2 separate regions of the Homo sapiens genome follow, and region 1 is linked to region 2. Evidence: chromatin loops called from intact Hi-C (ENCODE). Cell type or tissue: GM12878. All regions are shown on one strand. Each heading gives the region's core, and the rest is flanking DNA. Links, peaks and the distances in the headings are about the cores only. Region 1 overlaps FER (FER tyrosine kinase). Region 2 has its middle 46 kb from the start of LINC01023.

Region 1 (12,070 bases), core at 5,310-7,809, 470 kb before region 2:
AAATACCACATATTCTCGCTTATAAGTGGGAGCTAAACGATGAGAACACATGGATACATAGAGGGGAACAATACACACTTGGGCTTATGAAGGGTGGGAGGAGGGAGAGGGTCAGGAAAAATAACCCAGTAAGTCTAGTGGGTACTAGACTTAATACCTGGGTGACAAAATACTGTGTACAATAAACCCCCATGACACAAGTTTACCAATCTAACAAACCTGCACATATACCCCTGAACTTAAAATAATATTTCAAGATACTTATGGCCTCATAATTTTAAATCTACAAATATTACTTACAGAAGCATCCTACAGACACTATTTGAAAAGGATATTTAAATAAAGAACCTTTTATAAACAACGAAGCTGTAAGAGGAATACATTAACAACATTCAGCATCTTACTTTAAGCCATTGCTCCTATTTTTAATCTTACACATTACTTTCTCTTGATCTTTGCATTTAGTGTTTATGTATGACAAGTACTCAAAAGCTTTTAGTGCACCTTGGAGAGACAGAATTTGAAAAAAGGTCATTATGCTAAGAATGGCAAAGAATAAGATAATATATCAAGGTGTGGCTTTTCTCCAACTCCCACATGTAGCATCCGTCATCAGTCTTTCAGATTCCCAAGAGAAAGTTCAGGTACTAGAGGTCTATTTTCATCTTAAATTCAGAATTTAGATAGAAAAATTCTCTAGGTGTTTTTATACAGCTACACAATTGGTCTGGTCCCAAAGGTTGGTTTGTTTCTTCTTCTATGACCCAGACAGTTGACATTCTGCTTACAAAAACAGACTCAGAGAAGAGCAGGCAGTGCTTCTCAAGGGCTGCCAAATTGTGTCTACTTCGGCATTTTACAATTAGACAAAATTAAAGGCAACAGTAATGAAAACAGTATCTAGACCTAAGAAGGAGGTTACTTGAACCAGGATTGGATGAATTTATTTAGCACAGAGAACCGAAATTTAATAGCTCTAAGAATGAATAAAGTAGGGAAGACATAGTATTTTGCACAGCAAGTTACGACTGGATGCTTCCAGAACAGGAATTTTCTTCTTATGAAACACTGACAACACCATTTGCAATTATGTATATATTTCTTCAAGAAAAGTTATTGATATACTAATAGAGAAAGGAGATGAGAGAAAATGAACTGAACCAGTTTGCATTTAGGATGCAGCAAGGTTTCCTGGTGGACAGGATGCCTCATGAATCTCTTTTCATCCCTGTCGTTTGATTCATCACTGTTTCTTCCCATGAAGTCTGCAGATGTGCCAGTCAGTATCACTAAGTCTGGAATCTGACTGAATCCTAAGAGTTACCTGTATAGTTCCATAGGCTAATTTTTAATTTTAGGGGAAGAAATCTATTCGGGATGCCTTGTTTTTCTTATACTACATCTGAATGTAGTAAGCATGAATGACATTCCAATCTTTCACTAAATATTTACTTGATTTGAGACAAAAAGATATCTCTGGTTCATTTCTTTCCTCCCAGCAGATGCTCTTACAAGGTTTAAGTTGGGATCCCCACCCCCACCAAATGTAGTCTTTCTCTTTGTCACTTTAATAACCATCACTAAGAAAACAGAAAAGGTAGGTAAATCAAAACTAGTCAATGGTTTTTTATCAGTGCAGATCATCTGCTTAGTAGATTACTGCTGCCACAGACTATTTTTGTGCAGAGCCTCTATGAGAGGCCTGGGGAGGGTGGGCTGCGACTATTCGCAGACTCTAGTCTGTGCCTCTGCATTCATAATTTTGACCTTCAAATGTTCCTGAAGTATTTTTCCAAGTAAAACTACTTCCTTTTGGCACCTATCTCAGCCATAATCCCTGAATCTCATTTTATGAAAGAGGATTCTACTGACAGTGTTTAAAGAAGTCCTTTAGTACTGACCGTACTATACACCCCACATTTATATACTACTTGACAATTATTGTCTTATAAATTAACATCTATTTTATATTTTTCTTGACATGTATTGTCTCTCTAATAAGGTTTTAAGCCCTTTAAAGAAAATAACTACTTCAAATTGCCATCAGCATGAATTCATTCATTCAACAGAGTGATCCCTGTTCATGGTACCAACTGGTTACTGTGGGAGTTCTAGCATGTAATTAAAATATAATCATAGAATGAGAGATGCTGCTATAAACACAAAAATATGTGATAGAAAAGGTAAAGATTATTTCTGATTGGTGAATGGCAGGAAAATCTGTGAAGGAAAGACTAAGTTGAGCCGCTTGAAAGAAGAGTAGGGTTTTTAGAACTATTTTAAAAGTTGAAAATAACATCTATTATTTTGTTTTCTTACTGTAAAAGCACAAGAAGTTTACTGATAAAATATAGAAAAGCCAAAACAGGGGTAGGGAGAAGAGTAGCTTTTACCCAACTGGCCAGAGATAATGACTGTTAATACCAGGTTGAATATGCCTAAAGTTTGCTCAGCAGTTTATTTTTAAAAAATGTGATTAAACATACTATATTATATCCCTTTTGTTTTATCTAGCAATATATCTTTTCATAATAATCCCATAAAATTCTTTTTAATGACTGAATTTAAAATTATTTTAATAATTATTTTAAATGACTTTCATTATTGGTATTCATGAACATACTAATAATTATTTCAGATATTTTAGGTTCTAAGAATAGGTATGATTCTAAGATATGGCAGAAAAGGCAGACAGAAAGGAAGAGCATTCTAAGTAGAAGGTATAACCTGAGCAGAGGTGGAGATAAGAAAGTGAGAAGTGAGTTCAGGGAACAACGAGTACTTCAATTTTTGAGAGGATCAGTAGGCCCTAAATTAATGAAGACACTCAAGCTAGATTCTGGAGAGTCTCGAATGCTAGCTATCATCCGAAGGCAATGTTGAGCCACTAAAGATTTCTCAAGAGAGGTATGATGAACAGAGCTGAGATTTAAAAGAATATCAAAGCAAAAGTAAATGGTAGATTGAATGACAAAATGGAGGCTATAATTCTAGGAGAAGATTGGTATTCTTAAGTGAAGCATTCTCCCTGCCATCATTTTTTTCTAACTCATTTCACAGACTCCCAGCTTCTTTATATAAAATATAGACTAATTTTTATTTTTATTATTTTTTGAGACAGTGTCTCACTCTGTCACCCAGGCTGGAGTGAAGTGTTCTGATTAGAGCTCACTGCAGCTTTGACTTCCGGGTTCAGGTGATTCATCTACCTCAACTGCCCCGACCCCGACTTCTGACCCCCAGTATATGGGACCTACAGGCATGTGCCACCAAGCCCGGCTAATTTTTTGGTATTTTTTTTGTAGAGACGGGGTTTCATCATGTTGCCCAGGCTGGTCTCTAAGTCCTGGGCTCAAGCAATTTTCCCACCTCAGGCTCCCAAAGTGCTGAGGGGTTACAGGCATGAGCCACCGTGCCCAGCCTATTTAAAAAATAGATACACGCCTGTTTTTTTTTCTTTTTTCTTTTAACTTAGCTCTCTCCCTTCTTCATCTAGCTAAATCCTATGCATTCTTCAAAACCTAACTCCAGCATTGTTACTTTCAGAAAGGCTTTTCTATGATACCATAGCAATATTCGTCACGTATCTCACTGAATAGTAATCATAGCTTTGTCTGACTCTGTCTCAAATGTCAGCTTCGTGCAGAACTTCTTATGTGAGTTGGAACCTCAAAACCGAGGTAGATGCTGCTATACAGTAGTTCTCAATACATGTTTGCTGAATAAATGCATCAAAGTTCTCAAGTCCCCAGTATTCAAATGCCACTTAAACTTTGAAACTAAATTTGTATCAGAGAAGTTCTGGGTAGGTAAACTAAAATCCACAATTTTAGAAATAATGAAAATTCCATAAAAATGGAAAGTCACTAAGGAAAATAAGTCAATTATTTTTTGGAAGCATATCCTCACAATAGGAAATCTATTGAAGTTAACAGCACTGGAGCACAGAGGCAGACTCATTAGGGAACAGTTTGAAATGCTCGATATCAGAAAAAAAAAACAGAACTCATCGCCAGTGATCGAATAAAACACTAGCAACAGCAATGTACACTCCAGCAGAAAATTCCAACAAGAAGACAATGGTTTACAAAAATGACAGTCCAGGCATGACAGAGCAAAGGGAGTAGAATTTAGAACAGTGGAAATTTTACAGCCTCCCCCATTACTGATCACAGCAGTAAATTGCATTTTAAAGTGTTTTCATAGAAACCGTCACTAAGAAAATCTGTGTAACACTGAACTGCCAGCAGATTTAAAAACACAAGTGTCTCTCAGAAGGTAATAAAGATCAGATTCAATTTAATTGTGTATATATTTTTGATTGATTGAGAAATAGTAAGTCTACAGTTCTGATTGACTTTTGGAGAGAGTAAGGGGCTATACCAAGCTTCATCATGATGTAACAAGCATGAAATCCACATAGCTTGGCAGTTTTCAAAAAACACTATGATATTCCTGTGATTTATGGCCTAGGAGAAATAACTGGCTGGGTCTCAGTTTAGCATAATTTACTTACCAAGTGTGGTCTACCTCCTCTTCTCCATGGACTCCATTAGCATCTGAGCATTAAAAAATCTTACCTTTGAGCCCCTTCCAGATATCACCCCATTCTCTGTTTCTATTACTTCACCTCCTTTCTTGGCCCTCCATAATATTAATATGATTTTGCCCCCATTACTTTATTGAAACTGCTCTAGCTTCGTTGTGGTTACATGCTATGCATACTCAGGGCCTTCTTTTTCTTGATTTTTCAGTAGCACTTTACATTACTGACCACTGCTTCTTTGAAACTATTCCTTTAGTTTCTAATCACTAGACCACCTTTGACTACCCCCTCTTGGTCTCTTCTGCCCATAAATTCCTTAAACATTGATGTTCCCCCAGGTTTGGTCCCAGGTGCTCTTTTCTTTTCAGTCTATAGGGTCTTTCTAGATCATCTCATATACTTCTATGGCTCTTACTGTCATCTATATGCTCATGACTCCTAGAGATCTAGACCTAGATCTCTGCCCTAAATTCCTCCTTTGTTCCAGGGCTTAACTAGGTGCCTCCAGATAGCTCTAGTTTGCTATCCTACAGCTACCTAAAATTTATCATAATCTAAATCTGCTTTCTTTATCAGCCAATGGTACCACTATTCACTAATTTGCTCAAGTCTTCTTCCTGAGTGTAGTGTTTGGTGTTTCACTGTATTTCCACTCTGACATTCTATTAATGAAAAACCCTGTCCACCTTATGAACTTAAGGCCTTTCAAATCTATCAACTACTGTCTAATTATACTGCAACTCTCTCAATTCCGTCTACCATCACCTCTTACCTCCTGGCTTGTCTCTGGTATTAGCTTGCTTTAAGCGTTGTCTACACTGCAGAAAAGTGTTATTTCTATAACACAAATCTTATCATTTCTTAGCCTTAGTAAATACAGATTATAATTTTAAAAAGTCTAAATCCCTTAATATCGCTTATAAGGATTTTCATGATTTGGCTGTAGTTCATTTTTCTATTCTTACTTTTTTAAAAAAACTTTCTCTTATTTGCCACTTGTTACAAATCCACTTAACTGTATTATCAATTAGAACCCCTTTCCTCATCTGGTCCTCAAGAGATATCATGAGAAACTTTCTCAAAAACCTTAGTGAAACCCTGATATAACCACACTGTTTCCCTTATCTACCAGTGTATAGGCTCTCTCAGGAAATGAAGAGAAAGAAATGTTTTTGAGTTCATGCTGGCTTCATTTGACCATCACTTTCCCTTCTATGGACTCACAATCTATTTTATCATCCATTTCAGAATTGTGTAAGAGAGTATCATCAAGCTCTCTGGTATAAAGGTTTCAGAATCTATATTTTCACTCTTGTGAAAAATCAAGACAATATTTGTAGACTTTAGTGCTGTAGTTCCCTTTCTATTCTCCATGAGTGTTGAGATCACTATCAACAGTTTAGTGATCTCACTTGCAGGTTTTCTTTTACTTTGGGCTACAATTAATCTTAACCAGGAAACCCACTCCAAGCAATTAAACTTTCCTAGTCACTCTTGAATTACAAGTACCTCTATGCAATTTCTCTTCTCTCCTGATTTGCCCTATCTCTTGTTAAAATGATCACATCTTTTCTAAGTATCGGCTCTATTCTTCCTAGTTTGAACACTAACCCCCAAAATGTTCATCTTACTTTTTTAACTTGACTACTCTTCATATTTTTCAATGACCTCAGCTCATTAAAAATTTTGAAACCTGCTTATGCTAGTCTCACAGAAAGTTTCTTGCCAGATAGGATCCTAGGCAGTAACATATCAGTTACTTAAGAGACATCAATATCTGGTTCTTCATTCCCGAGCACATGGAATACACTTCCTAGCTTCCTTAGGGCTAGGTGGGCCATATGACAAGAGAATATGAATGTGTGACATGTTACTTTTGAACTAGGGAGTAAAAAGCTTCCATGTAACTATTTAGGGCTCCTCTTGCCATGGCAAATGTAGGGTACATATCGAGATGATAGAGTTATAAGATTAACCCACACTGGTTTCTCAGAGTTCCTGCTTGAGATGGAGATGCTCTGTAGTTATAGGACTCATAAAAGATATTCCAAGAGCAAGAAATACTGTTTTATACACGAAGCCACTGAGATGTAGTATTTATTTGTTATTATAGCGTATGTCTAACTTTTCTTAGCTAATATTGGATCTTTCACTATTATTTCAAAATTTCAGTTTTGAAGGTCCCTATTCCAAATGAGTCATTTTTTCATTTTAGGGTCTTAAGATAATGTGGTAGGTTGAATAAAATTTGTGGTAATTTGTTACAGCCACAACAGGAAAAGTGATATAGATGTCGAATAGTACTTTTCCTTTCTCTGAACATTTTGAAAGTGGCTAAGGTATAAGTAAACTATGTCTTAAACGAGATTCCTCTTTCCTTCCATCTTTATCTAAATGTTAATAGTTAAGGGCTATAAGATGTGAGTTTTTTCTTCCTGTATTCTTTAACCCACTCATTCTTCCATGTTCATCTTACAGGCATGGATTTGGTTTCTTTTTTACTCTCTATAAAAAAGTTTCTTTCCTACTTTCAGTTCTGAATTATTTATCTTATCTTTCCTAATAAATTGGAACACAGAAATCATTTCATCAAGGCTTTCACCTTTTACGTGGTAAAAATCAGCTTCCATTTAATGTTCTCAAAACTGGTGATACACTTCATCAAGGAAGATAAACATAGCACAGTCTCTGAAGGTTTCTTCCCTGTTCCTTCAGTTTTCATACTTCTGGTAAAGGTTTGTAACTGTTATAGCTATCCATGACACCTGCTGTGAAGAAGTATAATGTCAAAACATCTGTTACACTTGTTTTCTGGTTCCAATTATGAGACTTATCAGAACTAAACTCCTATGCAGGGTGGACCCGTTCTTCGAGCAGCATGGGTTTTTTTTTTGCGTAAGTATGCATATTAACTATACTCTTGCTAGTTTCTGCAAACCTAGAGATCCTTAAACAAATATAAGACAATGACTTGAGAAAGATCGCTGAGAATATGGTAATTCACTGCTCCCTGCCACTTGATTCTTTCTGTGTTTCCAGGCAAACTGTCTATAATAAAACATTCTGGAGCCAGTCACTTTATTTTTGAGATGAGAAAGCAGAGGCTCTGATAACTGAAGTGACTTTCCCAATATGAGAGACGGTATACTGCTAATGGTTAAATACAAGGACTCTAGAGCCTGGGTTCAAATTCAGAGTCTGCCACTTATTACTAGCTATACATCACTGGGCCTCATTTTCCTTATCTGTAAACTGGGGATAATGATATCACTTGCCTCATAGTGAGGATTAAATTAGTAAAATTTAGAATAGATCCTGGCAAATAGAAAGCAATACATAAATGTTGATAACTACTGTGTTATGCAGTGAATAAATGATAGAGTTAGTATTAAGAAGTGATTCTGGTGCTCACTCTTCCCACTGTCCCACCCAAGATCTTTCAGTCAAATATGATATACTGGAATTGTTAGCACACTTTATTACTGAAAATACAACCGTTAAGTCAAACCTTTTTTTCCCTAGTTTTAGAATGAATTTTGTTGCTGTTGTAAAATAAGGCATTTTTAAAATAAAAAATCAAGCAATCATAGAAAAGCACAAAGAAAAACAATCATATCAAATCCTATCACTTGAAATATCTCTGTATGTATATGTACAACCAGAAGATGTAACTATATTGATGGATAATGTGATTGATCATAACATAATGCTGCTTTTTAATAAAAACTCAAATGAGTGTCCAAATTGATTTTTTTTTTTTTACCATAAAATCCTGGTTTAATAGTTTGCTTGAGAAATAGCACCACCATGGTATAATGAAATTTTCTCTGCTTCATGAGATCATAAAAAGGGCTTCATGTTCATCTTCATTTTGACTCTGTGGCTAATGAATAGATTTTCCTAATTCTAAAGACTAAATCACTTGAGTTTAGCTATACACATATACCATGTATATAGCTATGGTATCTTCTTCCATACTCTTTTTTGATACTCTCTAGTTCTAATCTATGTTTTGTTAATCCACTGTTAATCTATTTTTAAAAGACAACATGAATATTTTTAAAGCTCAATAAAATATCTCCAAAATGGCTTGTTCTTAACGGCTTCTTTTACAATGAAAGTTTTATTACGATGGTGGTAATAAGATAGGTAGTGCATAAAACTACAGGTTCCACATTTCCTTCCTTGACACAGTTTGAAAAGTCCCCTGAAAGGGCTTTGCTTTCCTGAACATGATAGCAAAACTGAAAATGTAGCCATAAGTATAATAAAGGCATGTATATACACATAATTTCACCGTGAAGTTATTCTATAAATACTTGCAATTCAGTACGTATCTGATTATATTTGTTTTATATATTGTATACCCACACCTATAAATCAGAGACATATGTTGACCTTTCTTTTTCCTGACAGCAATCATAATTCAATACTTTTCCAGAGGGCTACACGAGTCCTAAACCTGACATTTATATTTATTAATGATTTCTATACAGCCTAATTCTAATGGGTTTATGGTCTTGGCAATACTTCTAGCCTTATGTTGTCTTTTTGAAAATTAAAACTGGTCTCCCCTCTGGGTAGGCAAATGGATTGCAGTCTACATTTATTTCCCAAGTACCCCCTAATGCAGGGCACAAATTAGATAACTATATGATGAGTCTGGTAGATTAAAACAAAGATTTGGGATTTAAAAAAAATCTAGACCATCTTAAACTAAGAAGAGGAGCTAGCTGATGATATAGCAGATTTTATAACTCTCAGGAACTGACTTTGATTTTACATTTTTGGCAGCTATGGCAGAAAGATAAATATGTAGGGTTACATAGCCTTGTTTCCTCAAGTTCATATATATGTACCAAATCATCTGTATAAATGTACAGGCAAATTTTTCCTGGAATTAAACTCAAATGGAGATATTATTTACATCATGGAATAAAATACCTTGACTATCTACAGCTACGGTTGCCCGAAAGTCTCAGAAATGCTGTACAAACTGAAAATTCTTGCATTGATCCTAAGAACAGGAGGCATGACAGTAAACCATAACTCTATAAAGATGCATCTTTGTGGAGCTAAAAATAATGTAGTCATTTGCTTTCTGATTTTGCGAGTTATGAGACAGAATTTGGAAAACCTTTTTCAAATTTTGTCACATAACTTGTCTGTAAACTTTGTCTCATAACTTCGTCTGTAAAAATGTCCACTGGACTGTTTCTAAAACATGAGAAAGATGAAATGCATTTTGAGTAGGTGCTGGGCTGCTGTCAGATTATGCTTTGACCGCAGGTCTTGTGATGTATTTTCCAGATCATTGTAGCTGTTGCTGTAATGACACCAGTCTGTTTCTAAAAGTTTCTTTACTGGAACCATCTCTTCTGGAGTCAAGTTCTCCAGTAATTTCTACTACAGCAAATGCCCTAATTTACCAATGAAAGAAAATACATCCCATTAGCAAAAGCAAAACAGAAATCACACACCCTGGTCACGTTATCTAACTTTGCATATTTTTCTCATCTTTTACCTTGGGTGAAAGATGTATGTCTGTAGCTTTTGTACCAGTCTGTAAATTTAGTAATCTCTGCATTTTCTTGAGTTTCTTGTTTTATGGTCTTTGGAGTGAAAATTTAATATACTGCATATAAAGCAGAAAATCTAATTTTTCATTTGAATTTAGTAGTCTTGCCAACAATTCATCTGAATTTAACCTTATGATTCCAGTTCTTGTGTCTCAAAGTAATGTGTAGAAAAATATTACCTCTAATACTCAAAAATGGATAAAACAAATGTAAAAACAAAGTGATTTTTTAAAAAATCTGAAACCTCCATCAAAAAAGTATAGCACGGCAGGAAGCATCATTCAGCGAATTACAACAATTTTCTGTTCAGCAAAGCCATTTTAGACTATTTTTCTACTTTCAAAGGGAAAAGAAACTAGCCAAAGATACAAATTCTTCAAAATACTTGGTCTATATTTCATTATTTTAGAGCCCATTACTTATTTCCAATACAATTGTATTAAATACCACTTTGATTAACTTAACATTATTTAGTAATAATTAAATTATAATGTATTCTGTTTTGATGACTCAGTTATGTAAGATAAATTTGCAAAGGGCTCTAATCCAAGGTCAAACATTTAGAATGTCACGAATAAATGACAGATTGTTCTGATAACAATAATATAGCAAAGACACATGAAATTTCATTTTCAATAATGGCTCAGTAAATTTCTATGCAAGGAGAATGTTAATCACAGGGGAGAAACATAAACAACTATAACGTTAAAGATATATTGTCTCCTGGAACCCAAAAAGAGATAACTTATTGTTTTATTTCCTCTTATAAGAGCTAGCCAGGCCAATGCCATGCTATTCTATGGCTGTGTTTGCTGACCACCTAGTTCCTAGTTAAGTTACTATTTTGTATTCCAGAGCAGTGTCAGAGAAGTCTGAGGGAGAGAGGTAGCTATGTAAACAATCATAATTAGTGCAGTAAGTGCTATGAGAGAGTAATAAAAGGGGAAGCTAAACAATTTTTGGTAGAGAAATGGGGCTTGCTAAGGAAAATGAGGTCTAACTGGAACCTAAAGGAAATAACAAAGTGAGATGGGTATAGGATGCTCCAGAGGAAGTGAAAGTATGTTTAAAGTTGATGGAGCAAGAGAGGTATACTGGGAAAGGTGGGTTCAAAGGAAGGAAGCGATGACTTAGAGAAAATGAGAGCCAGCTGATCAGATAGATGCTCAGTTTAAGGCAAAGGGATGACTTAGAGAAAATGAGAGCCAACTGATCAAATAGATGCTCAGTCTAAGGCAGTGGTCCCCAGCGCTTTTGGCACCAGGGACAGGTTTCGTGGAAGGCAGTTTTTCCACAAACAGGGGTGGCGGTGGGGATATTTTGGGGATGAAACTGTTCCACCTCAGACCATCAGGCATTAGATTTTCGTAAGGAGTGCGCAACCTAGATCTCTCGCATGTGCAGTTCACAATAGGGTTCACACTCCTTTGAGAATCTAATGCGTTGCTGATTTGACAGGCGGTGGAGCTCAGGCGGTAATGCTCCCTGGCCTTCCGCTCACTTCCTGCTGGGCAGCTCAGTTTCTAACAGGCGAGGAACCCGTACTGGTTTAAAGTAAATATTTTTCACTTCTGAGTTCTGTGAAGTAACGGAACTTTTTCAATTCATGTTTACTACTGTTCCTGGAAATTTTATTCCCAGCCACATGGTTTTGTTGTTTTCCTATTTATCTTATAAGCGTGTTTCCATATTCTCCTAAAACTACTTACCTACATTACTCCTTTTTAAAGTAATCCTTTACAAGCTTTGTTTACTAGAATTTCCAACACTTGCCATTGTGAGGTCATACCACTGTGAGTTTCTTGATTGATATGAAATTTGTTTCTCTATTGGTGTAGGTATACAAAACTAGATTTGTTTGAGGTCCCTTCAGGATAATATGTACTCTCCAAGCAGTTCTTTGTAGTTCAAAATAAAGAAATTGAGAGCTCCTCATAAGATTTAT
Region 2 (12,070 bases), core at 5,317-7,816:
AGAGGCCCTTCTTGTCCAGAGGGATCTCCTACAGAAACCTTACCTACTGGAAAATTTTCTTTTTTAAAAATTAAAGATTTGATCCTTTTACAAGGTATGCAACCTAAAATTTCATTCATCTTTAGCCTCACTTTCAGTTTTCAAGCTCTGTTGTCATGACAACATCATGAACTGAGTGGTTCAACCTCCTTAATGTTTGTTGGTGTTTGCTATGTTATTTAAAACCGCAAGGTTTTCTTAAAAAAAAAAAAACTTGATATTTTATCTCTCAATTGCCTCAGAAATTCTATGGACTTATGATGCTTTTTTTTGACATGAACACCAGAGCCATATTCAACACATAAGTAATCTCAAGAATTTTATCATAGGCCTTATCCTCATATATAGAGGTTATGTGCAAAACTATACCATGTTTTCACAAGGCTGTACAGATCAATGCATTCTGTGCAGTATGTTATACACTGCCCTATCTTTTTTCACTGGTGTGATTGTCAGAAAGGTCAATAAAAAAATCTTAAAATGTGAAAATGCTTATACAGCTAACAACAGCATGCAATCAGAAACTGAAGAATATGAGAGTTAGGCTCAGGGAAGTGGCTGAAGCCTGTAATCCCAGCAATTTGGGAGGCTGAGGCGGGAGGATCACTTGAGCCCAGGAGTTCAACACTAGTCTGGGCAATGTAGGGAGACCTCCTCTCCACAAAAACTAAACAAAATTATCTGGGTGTCCTGGCACATGCCTGTGGCCCCAGCTACTTGTGGAACTGAGGTGGAAGGAGTGCTTGGGCCAGGGAAGTCAAGGCTGAAGTAAGCTATGCACTCAAACCTGGGCAACAGACCCTGTCTCACACACACACACACACACACACACACACACACACACACGAACATGAGAGATAAAAGCATACTTAAGACATGAATGATTAGTGTAGTTTCCAATATTGGGTGTTACTGAGGAAAAAAATATATTTAATACTTGAATTACAATTCAGACAGGTTTCTTGAATACTATACTAGCTATACTGAATGAATGGCTAAACTCAGACTCCAGTGCCTTTAGGCTAATGAGATGCATTTTTTTTTTCTTTCTGGAATTAGCATGTGAATGCACATGCTTTAGCATCTGAATGCCTTTGTGTTTGTTGAATGAATCAGTTTATTCTTTAGAATGTTTGGAAGAAAATATGCTTGAGAAATTAACCAATATTATTTTTTTCTTTTTATTTCTTCTACTTCTCCCTTCCTTCAGGCTATGTGTTGGTCTGATCATATGAAAAATGTGGCAGAAAGAGAACTATCCTACGTATCTAGGTAGGCTTTCTCATCGGCCACCTAGAAATAAGATTCTGATGCCCCAAATATGGCACAGAAGTTGCAGAGCTGTGCTAAGCAGCACAATGGACCACTCTGCTATAAAACAAGATGGGTGGACAATTGATATCCAGAGGGGCCCACCTTGATCCTGGGTGCTGAAACTTTGGCCCAACTGGTGAGAGGTAGGAGTTGGAATGGGTCCTAGACTTAGGAAGCAAAACTCCCCCCAAAAACTACATTTGATTGCTGGCAAGATGGCTGAATAGGAACAGCTCTGGTCTGCAGCTCCCAGAGAGATCGCGCAGAAGGTGGGTGATTTCTGCATTTCCAACTGAGGTACCTGGTTCATCTCATTAGGACGGGTTGGACAGTGGGTGCAACCCACGGAGGGCGAGCCCAAGCAAGCAGGGTGGGGCGTTGCCTCACCTGGGAAGCACAAGGGGTCGGGGGATTTCCAGTTCCTAGCCAAGAGAAGCCGTGAGAGACTGTACTGGGAGGAACAGTGCACTCTGGCCCAGATACTGCGCTTTTCCCATGGTCTTCACAACCGGCAAACCAGGAGATTCCCTCCCGTGCCTGGCCCGGTGGGTCCCACCTCCACGGCACCCAGCAAGCTAAGATCCACTGGCTTGAAATTCTCCCTGCTAGCACCGCAGTCTGAGGTTGGCCTGGGATGCTGGAGCTTGGTGGGGGGAGGGGCGTCCACCATTGCTGAGGCTTGAATAGGTGGTTTTACCCTCACAGTGTAAACAAAGCCACGGGGAAGTTTGAACTGGGCGGAGTCCACCACAGCTCAGCAAGTCCGCTGCAGCCAGACTGACTCTCTAGACAGGGCATCTCTGAAAAAACGACAGCAGCCCCAGTCAGGGACTTACAGATAAAACCCTCATCTCCCTGGGACAGAGCACCTGGGGGAAGGGGCGGCTGTGGGCACAGCTTCAGCGGACTTAAGCTCTACTGCCTGACAGCTCTTAAGAGAGCAGCGGATCTCCCAGCACAGCGTTCAAGCTCTGGTAAGGGACAGGCTGCCTCCTCAAATGGAGCCCTGACCCCTGTGTATCCTGACTGGGAGACACCTCCCAGTAGGGGCCGACAGACACCTCATACAGGAGAGCTCTTGCTGGCATCTGGCAGGTGCCCCTCTGGGATGAAGCTTCCAGAGGACGGAACAGGCAGCAATCTTTGCTGTTCTGCAGCTCCGCTGGTGATACCCAGGAAAACAGGGTCTGGAGTGGACCTCCAGCAAACTCCAGCAGACCTGCAGAAGAGGAGCCTGTTAGAAGGAAAACTAACTAACAGAAAGAAATAGTAGCAACATCGACAAAAAGGACGTCCACTCAGAAATCCCATCTGAATGTCACCAACATCAAAGACCAAAGCTAGAAAAATCCACAAAGATAGGGAGAAACCAGCGCTAAAAGGCTGAAAACTCCAAAAATCAGAAGGCCTCTTCTCCTCCAAAGGATCACAACTCCTCGCCAGCAAGGGAACAAAACTGGTGGAGAATGAGTTTGACGAATTGACAGTAGTAGCTTCAGAAGGTGGGTAATAACAAACTCCTCTGAGCTGAAGAAGCATGTTCTAACCCAATGCAAAGAAGCTAAGAACGTTGAAAAAAAGTTAGAGGAATTGCTAACTAGAATAACAAGTTTAGAGAAGAACATAAATGATCTGATGGAGCTGAAAAACACAGCCAAGAACTTCGGGAAGCATACACAAGTATCAACAGCCAAATCGATCAAGCGGAAGAAAGCATATCAGAGATTGAAGATCAACTCAATGAAATAACACAAGAAGGCAAGAGTAGAGAAAAAAGAGTGAAAAGAAATGAACAAAGCCTCCAAGAGATATGGGACTATATATGAAAAGATCAAATCTACTTTTGATTGGTGTACCTGAAAGTGACGGGGAGAATGGAACCAAGGTGGAAAACACACTTCAGGATATTATCCAGGAGAACTTCCCCAACCTAACAAGGCAGGCCAACATACAAATTCAGGAAATACAGAGAACAACACAAAGATATTCCTCGAGAAGAGCAACCCCAAGACACATAATCGTCAGATTCACCAAGGTTGAAATGAAGGAAAAAATGTTAAGTGCATCCAGAGAGAAAGGCTGGGTTCATAACCCTTAAAGATAGAAACATTTCCCCTCTGTAGGTGGCTCCTAAAACCCTGGACATTTTACATACTGGAGTCAGATTCAAAAATAAACTATTTCCTTATATACCTGCCTCCTTTTTGAAATAACGTTCCTTATTTTTCTTATCACCAGATATGGTTGCTGTTTTTTTCCCTCAATTTGATCATTTGTTTTCCCTCTGGGACATAAAAGTTGTGATGAGGACTGGAAGTGGGATCTATAAACTGACTAGCACAGAGCCTAGCACTTGACATCCATTCAGTCAGTGCAAAGACAGCTGCATTCTTTCATCAAAAGACCAATACATTTCTATAATACATATGCAAAGAAAGTTTTAACTTTTAAGCCTTTTTTTCACAGCTTGAGAAGACAATATAAATTTTCTTTTTAAAATATAAATAAGAGAAGAACTATAGCTTAAACAGGAAAGACTTTTAAAATCCCACGTAACAAGAATGGTGGTGTAAATAATTATCATGGACACAGTTCTGTGGGTCAAGAGTCTGGGCACAGCAATTGCTCAACTGGGTCTTCTACTCAGGGTTTAGCAGAGCTGAAATCAAGGCATCAGCAGGACAGGGCTCATCTGGAGGCTCTTGAGGAGATTCTGCTTTCCAGCGCATTCAGTTTGTTGGCAGAATTCAGTTTCTTTTTTTTCTTTTTTTTTTTTTTGAGACATTGTCTTGCTCTGTCGCCCAGGCTGGAGTGCGGTGGCACGATCTCGGCTCACTGCAAGCTCCGCCTCCCACGTTCACGCCATTCTCCCGCCTCAGACTCCTGAGTAACTGGGACTACAGGTGCCCGCTGCCATGCCCGGCTAATTTTTTGTATTTTTAATAGAGATGGGGTTTCACCGTGTTAGCTAGGATGATCTCAATCTCCTGACCTCATGATCTGCCTGCCTCGGCCTCCCAAAGTGTTGGGATTACAGGCGTGAGCCACTGCACCCTGCCAGAATTCAGTTTCTTGAGGTTATAGGACTGAGGTTGCCATTTCCTTGACATGGTTACCTTAATCTTCAAGTTAACAGCAGCACTTTTAATCCTTTTCATCTTGGAATATCTGACTTTATCTTCTACTACTAGCTGGAAAAATATCTCTGCTTTTAAGAGCTCACGTGATTCCATTGGGCCTACTTGGATAAGCCAATATAACCTTCCATTTTAGGTCAGCTGATTAGTAACCTTAATTACACCTGTCAAGTCCATTCTGCCATGTAAAGTAACATATTCACAGGAGTGACTCCAGAGGGAGAAGGTCATGAGGCCCAACATTCTGCCTACCACAGATGGGTTTGGAATATATTTCATAGGTGGAAGTGGAAAGATTGGCTTCAAAAAGTATTTAACATCATATCTAATGAGACATTTATCCCTTATCTAGAAACTTCTTCTTTTTTCTTTTCTTTTCTTTTTTTTTTTTGAGACAGGATCTCAGTCTGTTGCCCAGGCTGGAGTAAAGTGGTATGATCATGATCACGGCTCACTGTAGCCTCAACCTGCTGGGCTCAAGCGATTCTCCCATCTCAGCCTCCCAAGTTGCTGGGACCACAGGTACCCATCACCATGCCTGGCTATTTAAAAATTTTTTTGTGTGGAAATAGGGCCTCCTTCTTTTGCCCAGGCTGGCGCTGAACTCCTAGGCTCAAGCAATCCTCCCACTTCAGCCTCTCAGAGTATTGGGGTTACAGGCATGAGCCACCACACCTGGCCTAGAAGCTTCTTTGAGGCCCCAATCATTTCCTTGAGTTCTCCCCTTCATCAGTCCCCAAATATCCTACTTGAGATCTTTGGGTGTGCAGAAAGAAGAGAAAGACAACTATCACTCAAGAAAAAATTTGAATTTGGGAATAAGAATTGTAGTTTGTGAGGCAAAAAACATGATGAAATGAAGCAGGAATTTGTGAGTGTGGAGGTCACTTTTCCTGTGGCTCTCCTTCTGCCTGGGTGTGCTGGCATGAAGGAAGCAGAAGAAATGAGTAAAGAGAAAAATAATCTGGGACTTGGGGTCATACATGATATGTGAGGAGGAGAAACCAGAAGCATTTCATATTAAAAAAGGTAAAACAGCAAAGAAGATCCAGAAAGCCCTAAGCAGGAAGGGAACAAATAAAGGCAGAGACAATGTTAAGGCCACACAATATCATTGACTAACTAACTGCTTTAGGAAAAAAAAATTATTAATATGTGTACATTTTAAAAAGAAACCATTTTCATAGAAGACATAATCTCACTACTTAGAATCAACCCTGTAATTTCCTAATGATAGTCAAGTATTTACCAAGTTCCTTGTCAAGTACGTTATATGCATATATACATACAAACATTGGAGGGAGGGGCTGTTATTATTTTTTATTTTATTTTATTTGTTTTTGAGACGGAGTTTTGCTCTTGTAGCCCAGGCTGGAATGCAGTGGCGTGATCTCGGCTCACTGCAACCTCCATCTCCCGGGTTCGAGTGATTCTCTTGCCTCAGCCTCCCAAGTAGTTTGGATTACAGGCACCTGCCACCACGCGTGGCTAATTTTTTTTTTTTTTTTTTTTTTTTTTTTGTATTTTTAGTAGAGACGGGGTTTCACCATGTTGGGCAGGCTGGTTTCAAACATCTGACCTCAGGTGATCTGCCCGCCTTGGCCTTCCAAAGTGCTGGGATTGCAAGCATGAGCCACCACGCCCGGCTGAGGATGTTATTTTTAGAAGGAAAAGGCCACATTGAAAACTGAGTGGACAGCTTGATAAATCTAAGATAGGAAAATTTTGCTGAACCAAAGGACCTTTTGGAGTGTTCTATTTTTTCTCACAAGCCCAGGACCTCTGCAAAAAACATCCAAAACTACTATAGAAAATGCACATTTTATTCTACTGTTTCTTCCAGCAGATGTGGATTTTTAGCGAGGAGCAATTTCACGTTCTTGGTCCAAATTTTAAAACTGCTAGGTCACTGTGTAAGAAACAGTTGACTAGGTTTTGCTTTCCATTGCCTTGGACCAGCTAAAACAATTGTGCCCTCTAGCCTATGAAGTCTGTACTGCAAAGGCCATTTCAACAGTGTTTGCTTCAGGTTTATCCTCAATTTTGGTTCTTGAAATCAAAAGTCATAAAAAAATATGGTAGAGATTCACAAAGACCTCTCCAGTTTTCTCTTTCAGTTGTAAATAACAGAATAACTAAAATGAAAACAGCTTAAACAGTGAAGACTTTTAAAACCCCACATAACAAGAATTGTGTAATAATGTAATGGTGTAAGTAAAGCAATTAATCTCACTTGGGTGCATAAACTGACTATTGTGAGGTTCATTTACTTCCTTAGCTCTACCAGAAAAACAAAGTAACTATACTACACTTTTGTCTTCATATTTTAAAAACCTTACCTATTATAGGAAAATATTCCCTAAAATATTGCTAAGTAGGAAGGTATTGATCATTTCCTAATAAAGGCACACGACTAAGCTTATACTGATAAAGTCCGGAAGTTGCCTGCTTGACCTTTATTAATCACCTGGCATTTAGGATACTGATTTTTTTAAAGCTACATTTTAGTCAGTTAAAGCCACCTCAGCATCTTTAAAGAATGCTTTGATTTGATCTATTTCTACTTTTTCTTTGAGGAAATCAAGCTGGGAGTTCTGAGAGCACATTCTGTTTGCTTATTTGTTCCTTTTATCCCTTTCTGTCCTCTCTGCATGCTAGGGCACACCTCACCTTGAAAAGAACTCATCAGCCGCCCTCAAGATGGGAATTGCAATGCCTTCATCTTGAGCCACTTTTAACAGAGTTTCATTTTTTTTCTGCTTTGATTTTGAATAGTGCCTATGTTTGAACACACTAAACACATTTTGGCCAAGTTTCCTTCATAGAGTTGGAATTCAGATTGGTTGTCAGGTTATTTAAAATAACTTTCTGTCTGGATTGGATCACTGTTAATTGCTCTGATCAACTGCAGTACATGGTTAAGGTAAAAAAAAAATATTGAGAAGAGACCCCCAGTCAATCTGATCTTACTTCATAGACACAGACAAATGATGAATTTATGTTAGTTAGGGAGGCCAAGGAAGGAAGAGGAGACATCATTAAAGAGTAAATGTTTCCAGCATTAGTTTCTGGGTCATTAAGCCCTAATGATTGATCTTATTTGGTTATTTTAAAGGCTACTGGAAACTAAAATGGAAACAGTTCAGAATACTTCCTTTGTATACAGAAGATTTTGTTCATGGCAACAGCTATGTGTGCCTAAACATTTTGTGTCACACAAACTCCTGCATTTGACATTTCTATCAGAGAGAACAAATAAAAATCATCCTAGAGCTTTCAAACACTCAAGCCATGTTGGGGCTTTGAAAGATCTTGTCATTTCAGAAGTGAAGAAATGGGGATGCTCTCAAGAGCAAGGGCAGCTTAATGGATTCCCCCAAAGCCCCAAAAGCACCTTCTCATGACTTAATTACTCTAAAAATTTCTATTTTTTACATTGCCTAAAATTTTCATCAATAAGAAATCATTTGATTTATTAATACCAAAACCTCATATGAAGATAGTAAACACCTTTGGGATGGTTAAGGTAATCTCACCATTCACAAATGTATGTATATTATCAGGTGAGATTGATTTAATAAATCTTTGGGACAATAAAGGGTATTTTTCTTAATTAAAAATTACAATGGAAAATTCAGTATCAGTCATGTTTAGGAGTTCTTCCTCTTCTCTAGTGTTATGTAAGGGTCCCAAGCAGCTTGTGCTATCCAAAAACCTTGGGGAGGAGAGCCTGGTATGAGCTCATCATAGTTGCACTGAGATCCTCATTATTTGTACTTATTACATGGCACTCTGCTGATTGTGGCACCTGCCCCTCTGCACCGAAGTCAGCCACTGGGTCCTCTGAGGAGGCTCTAAAGACTGAGGCATTCTGTGCTCAGCAAACAGGCATTCTTGCACCAGTCCCATCAGACATCCTTCTGAGTTTCTGTGTAGGGGAGGGCACAAGTGTCAACTACAAGAACCTACCACCCCTTTACTTCTTCTAGGCTCTGGAAAGCGTCCATACTTAGAACTGGGTTCTCTCCTCTCTTTCAATCAACAGAGCCCTCCCTATCCACACAATCCTGCGGTTAGAGAGAGGGAGGGAGAGAGAGAGAGAGACAGAGAGACAGAGACACAGAAAGATAGAGACACAGAGAGAGGGACAGAAACTTTCGAAAACAAAGACTTAACCTTCTGAGCAAAGACAGCTTCAGACCTCCAGGATACCTGCCCTTTTGAGAAAAGAAAGATGAAAGCCCCTATTACGGAGAGCTGTTCTGTTCAAGTTATCTATTGCTATGCCATGAAAGGTAGCTGGGCCTGGGGTCATCTTGAAGGCCCTTCCACCATTTATAGCTGGTAGTTGTACTGGGGAGACTCCAGCAGCTAGGGCTGGAACAGTTGAGTTCCTTGGGTATCTCTCCCTCTATGTTGCCCCCCAACATGGTCTCAAGGAAACCTCAGGGCAGCTGGACTTCTTACTGAGTGGCCAAAGGCTCCCAGAGTGAGTAGAGTGAGTATCCCAGGGGCACCAGCCAAGGCTGCCTGGTCTTTTCTAGCCTAGCCAATAAGGGACTCAGTGTCACTTCCAGTGTACTCTATTCATTGAGGCAGTCACGAAGATCCACTCAGTTTCAAGAGGAGGGGCCATGGACTTTACCTCTTGGTGGGAGAAGTGTGAAAGAATTTGTGGACGTGTTTTAAAACCACCACAAGAGCATATAAGAAAGAAGGAGGAGGAGGAGGAGGAGGAAGTGAAGGAGGAAGAGGAGGATGAGGAAGTGAAGGAGGAAGAGGGAGAGGAGGAGGAGGAGGAGAAGAAATTACTTGTTTTTCAGTTAGATTCTTTTTCTCCTCTATGTCCACCCATGACCACCAGGCTGCTGAGAACTATCTCCCTTGCTTGGAAATCCTCTGTAAAGCTCTCCTGCTCTCACTTTTGGTCCCACTGTCCCAAATCCTGATCATCACTCTCTGCCATGCCCCTTTAGACTAAAGGCAGGTTGGGTTCTGTTTCTGATCACTCTCTGCAGTTCTGTGTACCGGCACCTATGGGCAAGTGATACTATTTCAGTCCTGGCCAGACCATGGGGGAAACCAGGTCCCAGCCGGGGGCAAGAAACAGCTCCAGTTTTCTGGGAGGAAGACTGGGAGGTGTTAGAGGCACTGAGGTTTGAAAAAGAGAGCTGTGCATATGCAAATGGCATTCTTTAATTCAGCAGTTCACTGGGCTTTCTGCTCTGTGGCCAAGAGTTGGAGAAATGTCTCTGTGCTTCACGTCTTTCCTCTTGGAATCCCATGGTTTCCCTCACAGGACACAGAGTACAGACTGATTCTGTTGGTGCTGACGGTAGTTCCATATGGATTCCCTGTGAGCCTCCATTCTCACTTATAAAATGGACAGCCTTGCAGTATTAGGCATCTAAAACTCTTACTGTGATATGGGTCTCGCCCACATCAATTCTGTAGCAGTGCTTTTTCTTTAGCAAGATGTATCCTAAGCTCTGACCTACCCACTTACCAAAGAAATGGAATCATAAACCCACCGTATATTGGATTTTACTTATAATAAGTGAGGATCTTACCACATTAACACTGATTCAGAATCAACTTGCAGAACAGATTCTTTCTGACACTTCTAGTGAACTGGTTTTTTTTTTGTTTTAACAATTCACAAAATTTTGGCAGATTTTATTCATTTTGGATTTTAAAAATATTATTTTAACAAAATTCCTCCTCAAATAAGTGCTTATTCTTTACACACAATTCAGTGAACTACTTCTTTCAGCCTCAATAGGAAAAAAATCATGAAAGCAGTTCCATTTCTTCTTCTGCATATAATGAATCTTTTCACATTTCTTGTAGTTAATGTCTTAAAAAATAAAAATGAATGACAGCCTGAAACATGCTTCTCATATTCATCTGTGATGTTGTGTGGTTAATAGTCCAGCCTCACATTTGCATGGGACCAGCTGTCAAAGATGGCACTGCAGGGAATCCACTATAATTTTAAAACATGTTGCAAAGTCACATATGTCCATAAATCTACATTCACTAGAATGCTTATGGGGACATATTATCATCAGATTTGAAAATAATCCTTTATTGCTTTCATTTTGAACTTCACCCTTTACTTGACTCAAATTATCTTTATCAGGTAATGAATGAGGGGCTTCATCATGAGTGAAGAAGTTTCCAGGAGCAATCTCATTTGCAAAACTTCTTAAAATTCTTGTCAGAGTCCATTTTGGACATAGGGCAATTTTCTCTGTTCCTTGTAAGAAAAATCTCTTTGACCTAGCTAATATCTCTGATATGTTACAGTTAACATGTGAGGAGAACAACAGTCAGAACCATAAATCCATTTAATAAGTGCAGATTAAGAAATTTGAAATCCACATATTGCCAACCATAAAAATATAGTGTCCTCATCACACACATTGTAAAGATGGGCATACCCTACAAAGCTGTCTCTATCTGCTTAATAAAAACCATCTTTTACTTATATATAAAACATAGCCCTGAAGTTTGTTAAAAGGGAAGAAATGGAATTCAAGTCAAATACTTTCTTATTAGTTCCTAAAAAGTCAATGCAGTTACTATTAATTTATTTAATGATTTAAGATTAGGACAATATAAGTCATAGCCTTTAATCTTGCATATTCCTAAGAATAAGTATAAAATCTTAAATAAGTATTCATTCTCAAAAGAAAGTATAAAATAATATTTAGATGTGATTTAAGCCATCCTGCAGCACACCCACCCCCATTCCAAACCTTGGAAGAGTTTCCCAATATACAAAAAATGAGGTGACTAAAATTTTCAGACCTCTCTCCAAAATCATCCCACCAAATTAAATAGGTATGTATGTGGGGCAACATAATATTTCATATTTCTCCACAAATATATCCAATACTAAAATGAAAGCTAAATCCCAGCAAGGCATATAATTATCTATATCAGACACAGCGAAGTATAACATCCCATTAAAATAAAGAGATCTTTTTATTCTGAAGTTAGTTATGGCTCCTTATGTTAAACTTTCATCATATATCTGTGGAAGTAAATATATGAATACATATATAATCATAAATAATTTCTTCACATGCAAAGATCATTTATCTTAAAAAGTGAAAATAAGTTTCTTTTGTAGTTGAAAAAAAAGCTAAGTTAAGGGAACTTGAGCATGTTCCTTAAACCTCTCTGAGCCTCCATCACCTCATCTGCAAAGTGGGCAGAAAAATACTTTCATGTGGGAGAATTAGACAGGATGCAGGAGTAAGTGGTCAGTTTATTATTTCTTTAACTGGGATAGATGGGTCTTTTTCTCCAGTCCTGACCTTGATTAATCTCTGTGTAGAATAAGTTAACAGCACCCTCTTCTCATTCGCTATCTTTCCATCCCAGATCCCCCTCAGAGCCTGCCATTCCCCTACCCTGCACCTCAGTACTTGTCCAGTTCTGCCAAGGGGCCCCTAAGGGATGTTAGAGAAAACTCCATGTCTGGAATTGCAGATGTGTGGTTCCAGCATCAGAGGAGCCCCACCTCAGCCTTACAGATGGCTCAGCATGCTACTGAGTTCACTCACCATCAG

Evidence for each region. Hi-C counts contacts between places; a loop is a spot of excess contacts. Peaks named below come from ENCODE experiments on the same cell type or tissue, not always from the same donor. Only the 100,000 strongest peaks of a DNase experiment are listed, where the experiment ranks them.
Region 1: a loop joins it to region 2, with 2.0 times the contacts of the local background. A loop is called at or near these places in 1 of 110 quality-filtered maps.

Annotation. Positions count from the first base shown.
Region 1 is chr5:109,149,447-109,161,516 of GRCh38, reverse strand. The region is part of intron 17 of FER (FER tyrosine kinase); the gene reads right to left. Among named protein-coding and RNA genes, the nearest start is that of PJA2, 250 kb to the left of the region's middle. RefSeq lists a silencer at 5,582-5,782. In GM12878, for the core only: no CTCF peak of the experiment used is centred there; no DNase peak of the experiment used is centred there.
Region 2 is chr5:108,675,884-108,687,953 of GRCh38, reverse strand. No RefSeq gene overlaps it. Among named protein-coding and RNA genes, the nearest start is that of LINC01023, 46 kb to the left of the region's middle. RefSeq lists enhancers at 1,444-2,076, 2,077-2,710, 6,059-6,559. In GM12878, for the core only: a CTCF peak has its summit at 6,463; a DNase peak (open chromatin) is centred at 6,463; H3K4me3 peaks cover 246 bases; H3K27ac peaks cover 481 bases.